2 separate regions of the Homo sapiens genome follow, and region 1 is linked to region 2. A link is a loop called in an ENCODE intact Hi-C map of the cell type or tissue named here. Cell type or tissue: endothelial cell of umbilical vein. All regions are shown on one strand. Links, peaks and the distances in the headings refer to the core of each region. The heading gives the core; the rest is flanking DNA.

Region 1 (2,914 bases), core at 319-2,818, 210 kb before region 2:
CCTGAGCTTACATGCCATTTCCACCAACCAGCCACTCAGCATCCACAAATGGCTACCTCTGTGTCCTACTCTGGGTTGGGCCTTGTCTGTCCTGTTTTCTGTAGAATCTCCAGCACTAGAAGAACACCGAGCACAAGGCAAGACACTCAATAAAGAAAACAGGTAGGTACCTCTATGGAGCACTGACTGTGTATAAACTGTTCATTTCTTATTTAACTGATCCTCATAACAAACCCCAGTCTACGTCTGAGAAACAAACTTGAGTCTTACAGAGCCTAATAACGTGCTAAAATGTCACACAGCTGTATGTAACAAGAACAGAATTTAACCCCAGAGACCCTAACTTCAAAGCTTTTATCCACTATGCTGTGCTACTTCCTCTCGGAGGAAGGGTTGCTATTTGAGACTTTCTTGCCTCCTTGTTTGGGGAGCAAAGCTAATAAGTCAGTTCAGTCATTAGAGAAACCTCCAGCAATATAGGAGTTAAGAGCTGAATCTAGCCGGGCGTGGTGGCTTACGCCTATAATCCCAGCACTTTGGGAGGCCGAGGCAGGCGGATCACGAGTTCAGGAGATCGAGACCATCCTGGCTAACACAGTGAAAACCTGTCTCTACTAAAAAATACAAAAAAGAAAAATCAGCCAGGTGTGGTGGCAGGCACCTGTAGTCCCAGCTATTTGGGAGGCTGAGGCAGGAGAATGGTGTGAACCCAGGAGGTGGAGCTTGCAGTGAGCTGAGATTGCGCCACTGCACTCCAGCCTGGGGACTCAAAAAAAAAACCACAACTGAATCTAGAATTATGTCTTATTTCTCCCATCCTTCTCCTTTGGACTAAAGATTAGGTATTTCTTCCCAACTCTCCTCTAGATCAGTTGAGAACAACCAAGACCACCACCGCCAAAGCAAATGCCAATTTTCAGCTGGGGTCTCTTAGCTCAAGACAGAATAGAAAGCTCTGCAGCAGGCTGAGTGCCCCAGGAACCATCAGTAGGAACAGTGCCACTACTGAATACCCCAAGTGCTTGTCAATGGCTTCCTAACAAATGGCTTCATTTAGACTCTCCTACAGGTCAGCCGCTGCATGTCCACCCGAGACTGCTAAAGGTCACACTCCTGCACTCTCTTTCCTTTTCTGGAAAATGACCTTGAAACCGTAATGAGCCTGGAGGAAGCCAACCAGACAGGAAATAAACCCGCTTGGGTGCGTGTGCTTGTGGAAGAGTTTTGGAAGACCTTCCATCCCCTGGGAAAACACTTGTTTGATACAGTCATGGCCAGCTATTATTCGTGATCTCATTGGTGGGAAGGCTGGTGGGGATTGATTTCAAAATGAACTTTAAGCTAAGAGGGCAGCTAGGAGGTGGCTCTGAGAGGCTCTGTTGACAGGGGCCAGTGGTGATGTCAGAGGAGCTCGGGTCAGGAATTCTGGGGCAAGGGCAGAGTTGATGAACCTTATTTTTAGATGGTGTTGATATTTTTAGTGAAAGTCCAACAGCCTCTCCATTTTTGGTTGGGGGGATAGAGGGAGAAGGGATGACTTCCTGGAGTTAGTCATTTCCTCTGCTGGTGAAGAGATTTGGCGGTGCTCCTATGTCATAGGAAGTGCCTGGAGATGGTAAACACTGCTGACATAATGGGAACTTACACCATGGGTGTGTCAGAGCACACATATTCCTTCCTGGACCCTGGGCCAGGTGAGTGGGGGATGCTTCCTGTTTTTGGCTCTAGGAGGATTTTCAACTTCTGGGAGCTGCTCTGGAGAATAAATCACAAGAACTGCTGGGCTAAGCAGCTGAGGCCACAGACATCAGAAAGTGATTCGGTGGCAAGAATTGTGGAATGTGCCCTGGCAGTTCCCAGAACTGCCGAGTCATCTTATCCTCTCTGAGGTGTATATGGGGCCAAGTGGGTTTGGTTCCAATACCATAAAGCGATCCTCATCTGAAATTTGCTCGCTTGCCAGAGATGCCCTTAGTGCCTGGATCTCATCCATGACTAAATTCATTCAGCAGAGCCTCCTGATTGCGCCTCTGAAATCTCCTATGAGTCTGGTTCCTGCACTGTACCTCTCCAGATGTCCGTCACCTCTTGTATGGATTAGTAGATCACCCGCTCTCCCTGACAATGATCTCTTCCATGTGGGCCCTCCTCCACACTGCTGGTAGTAGGCGCGGTCTTGGAAAACACATAGCAACCTTGTCACCGTTCCCCTTCTCCCTTGTCCATAGTAGATATTGCTAATCGCTCACGGCACTTTAACTACTAAGCCCAGACATAGGTGACCACCCAGTCTTTCTTAACATTATCCTTCAGCTCTCATGACTAATCACTTGGAAATGGCATTTGACATAAAGTCAATTTGCTATCTTGGTGCTCGTGTTATCTTCCTAAAAACGAAATCCAATTGTGGCTTTTCTCTGATGTGAGACTTCCTGTCTTCCTAGTGCCTTCAAAATGAATGCCAACTGCTTGGCAGGTGCCTAGGAACTAAAGCATCTCACCTCTCCTTCCTGTGCGGCCTCATCTTCTCACCTCTCCTTTCCCAACTTCCACTTTTTCCCTATGCATGCCTTGGGGAATGTCACACTCTTTCCCAGATACACTTTGCTTTTCTGTGACTCCTGGGTTTGTATGGGGTGTTCTTGCTTTCTGGATTTTCCTCTTTCCTTTTTCCTAGCCATAAACTCTCATTTTTTCAAACTCTCCATATTTCTCTTCTGCTGTATTTCCAAGATCTCACTAGGCAAAGTCAGGCACCTTTTCTGTGTTCTCTTGGGCTTCTGTTTTTGCCTCTGTTAAAGCATTGTTATTGTAATATGTTCTCATGCTGTATATATGTTACAATATATTGTGGTTATTACATGAATTATATGCATTATAATTATGGTCATGCATTTGCTTACTTATTCAACAC
Region 2 (2,914 bases), core at 253-2,752:
ATGGGATGAACGTACAGTTAAAAGGTGGCTTGAGACCATCAAACCCACATCTAGCTGTGATCTAAGTGGAATTTAACGTAGGTCTCCTGAGGTGAAGGGAGAAATGAAGGAAAGAAATGAAGTGCCTGTTTCAATTTAATACTTTAGGCCAATTTTTTTTTTTAAGAGAAAAAAAATCAAAGGGCTGGGACCTTCCTTGGCCCCCTGAAGTTTTAGGGTTTCAGATGCTCAGAGATACAATCTGCACAATTTCTTGGCATCTGTTTTTTCCAGACAGTATATTACCACTATAAAGTAGCCTGAACAGTGGGGTCCTCCCTACTGGGGGCCCACTTCAAAGGCAATGTTTGATGTCCCCTGATGCTGCCTGTGGGTGAAAGCGCAGATTGTTGTGTTTCATTTATTAATTACTTAAAACAGAAAAATAAAAGCCAATTTTCTTCTAAATTTCTCTCTGTCTACTTTGAGTTAACATCCTCCAATCTGGTTTTTGTCATACACGAGTAATTTTAGTTCCAAATACTGGTATGATGTCATTATTTAACACCTTTTTATCTAAGGATATTGGCGTGTCTTGCAAAAGAGTATGTTGCTGCTTTGTCCTCTATTTAGAAAACAAACATTGAGAAACTAAGAGAGACCACTCCACTATTCCAAAATCACACCATACACATAGTTGGAGATAGGAAGAAAGCCCGGATTTCTTATTCAATTTCATCAGAAAAGGAGACGTCTTCCCAGAACACTGGCAACTCTGGAATCCCCCTGAAACCCAAAGAAGAAAAATGTCCCCCTACTTCCTCATGAACCAAATGTTCCACCAAGCTTTACTTAGAATTAGTTATTTCACTCCAAACCCGGTCTGCTTTTTGCTGAATATTTTCTCAAAACTAAAGCCAGTCAACAGAGTTCTCTCTGGTGTGAAGCAAAACAAAAACAATCCAAAGTTTTTATGTTGTCACCAGACAAAAATTTGCTAAGAACAAGCAGAAATGAGGAGTTAATGGATCCCATATGTGGCCACTAACATAGGTTTATGAGATTTTCCAAGAGATTTCTGAAGATTCCTATAGCACAAAGGAAGATCAAACAGCCACTTTCCTGTCAAACAGGGCAAAAAATGCTCCATCCATAGTTCCCCCTGCATTTATTTTGGTAAACCTGGAAAGAAAAGGTGGCTGCAATATCTGCCTTACAGGGAGCTGACCACAACATGTGGTATACTGGAGCAGGAAAGAAGGTCCTTAAAGACGTCACCTGTGTCCTCACAGCACAAGCAGACCTGCCCTTAGAGCCCACTGCTTGGTATGAGATGTAGCCTCTGGGGGAGGGCTGAGCAACGGAGAGGGAGAGCTGGACAATTTTCTTCATCCGGGAAAATTGCACACACACAAAAATAGCTGCTTTCTTCAAATGTCAATCAGCTCCTTCAAGTTTCAAGCTTCACTGAGGGGTCAGAAGAGGCATTTCCTCTACACATATTTCAGTATCACATCGGGACGTTCAGCCACACACAGCTTCCGGCACGGGGGCTGTGGTTGTGTTGGAGTTAACCACACAGGGCACAGGGTGAGGGAGTTGTCGTTGTTGTTCTTGTTTCTGTTGTTGTGATGGAGGCGGGGCAGCTGGTGGGGTTAAAACGGTTTCCATTATTATTATTTTCTTTCCCCCTTTGTGTGCTATGAACTCTGAACTAGACAAATGAGAACTATCTCCCCTGTTATTAGTAGAATGTCTTCTGTGAGCAAATTCCAACCACTAGAATGTCCGTGTGAACTGCAAAGGCAACCACAACAGTTTTGGAAACTGGGGATGATTGTGGGGCTCCTGGACCGCTGCCCTCCGCCCTGCAGCAGGGAAACAGAACACCCTAGACAGGTGGGGAAGGAGTGGATGGGGGTGAGTCTGCAGGAGAGGAAGCCTGGCCGAAATGTGCTTTTGGATAAAATGTCCCGATTAACCAAGAGCACACAAAATGTGCAGACTGGCAGCACAAGGCCTTAAGCACCCGCAAAGCACGCTGAGTCTTTGGGCTGCTCTGTGACAGGGAGATGTGTTTACCCCAGACAAGTTCACCAGTCCGACAGCCGCCTGAGGCCAGTTGGAGAGGAGGTTGAAATGTTCCACAGTGTGAAGAGTCAGCGCGATCTGTAGAGATAATGGAGCATTCGGTTTGACATCCAAAACTGGTGTATCCAGGAGGAGCGGGATTCTTGCTGGGAGGAGAGACAGTAATTGTTTTTAGCAAGACAGATAAGACATTCCGGTTTCTGTAGATTCCTCCCCAACCAGGAAACAACTGCCTCCAATGTCAGTGCTAAATATTGAAATCAAGGTGTGCAAATGCCTCAGCTTCTCTCCACCGCCTGCTGCATGATTACTTTCAAATAAGAATGTCCTTCCTTCTTAATTTTACACTTAGATAGGTAAAAACATCATCAATTTTAGCAGACTGTTTAGTTTTAATCTGATCAAAACAATCATTCACTAAGAACCTTCTAAGAGATTATAGGAAACATTAATTGTGTAGCTGGACTGGGATACGACTGGAGGGAGGCTTGTAAATAAATCCTAGGACTTGAGTCCAAGAAATATAAAAGGAGAGAGAACACAGAAGCTAGTGCAGATAGATGCCTGATGTCTCCTTTTAGGTGAGAGCATAGAAACATGTAGAGCTTGTTTCCTCTGAGGTTAGATACCGTTTAGTCCTTCCTTGGGTATTCCCATTTACGGCTGTGGTCAAGTGAATCAGCCACAGACGTTACTATTACTTAAAAAGAAAACCATTTTCTCTACATTGGTGCTAGTTCCAAATTGTGTCTGTGTGATCGTCCCTCCCTCAGCCATCTCATTTCCAGGGCTGACAAATATTTAGCCTACATAAATACACATTTGGGGAGATCCTACGCCATTT

What was found. A loop is a pair of places that touch in the nucleus more often than their neighbours do. Peaks named below come from ENCODE experiments on the same cell type or tissue, not always from the same donor. Only the 100,000 strongest peaks of a DNase experiment are listed, where the experiment ranks them.
Region 1: it touches region 2 in a loop (15-fold over the local background); 6 of 110 quality-filtered maps call a loop at or near these places.

The regions. Positions count from the first base shown.
Region 1 is chr2:204,320,919-204,323,832 of GRCh38, reverse strand. No RefSeq gene overlaps it. Among named protein-coding and RNA genes, the nearest start is that of PARD3B, 220 kb to the left of the region's middle. RefSeq lists an enhancer at 997-2,196. In endothelial cell of umbilical vein, for the core only: no CTCF peak of the experiment used is centred there; a DNase peak (open chromatin) is centred at 1,612; H3K27ac peaks cover 1,690 bases.
Region 2 is chr2:204,109,041-204,111,954 of GRCh38, reverse strand. No RefSeq gene overlaps it. Among named protein-coding and RNA genes, the nearest start is that of ICOS, 170 kb to the right of the region's middle. In endothelial cell of umbilical vein, for the core only: no CTCF peak of the experiment used is centred there; DNase peaks (open chromatin) are centred at 1,504, 2,194 and 2,584; H3K27ac peaks cover 2,500 bases.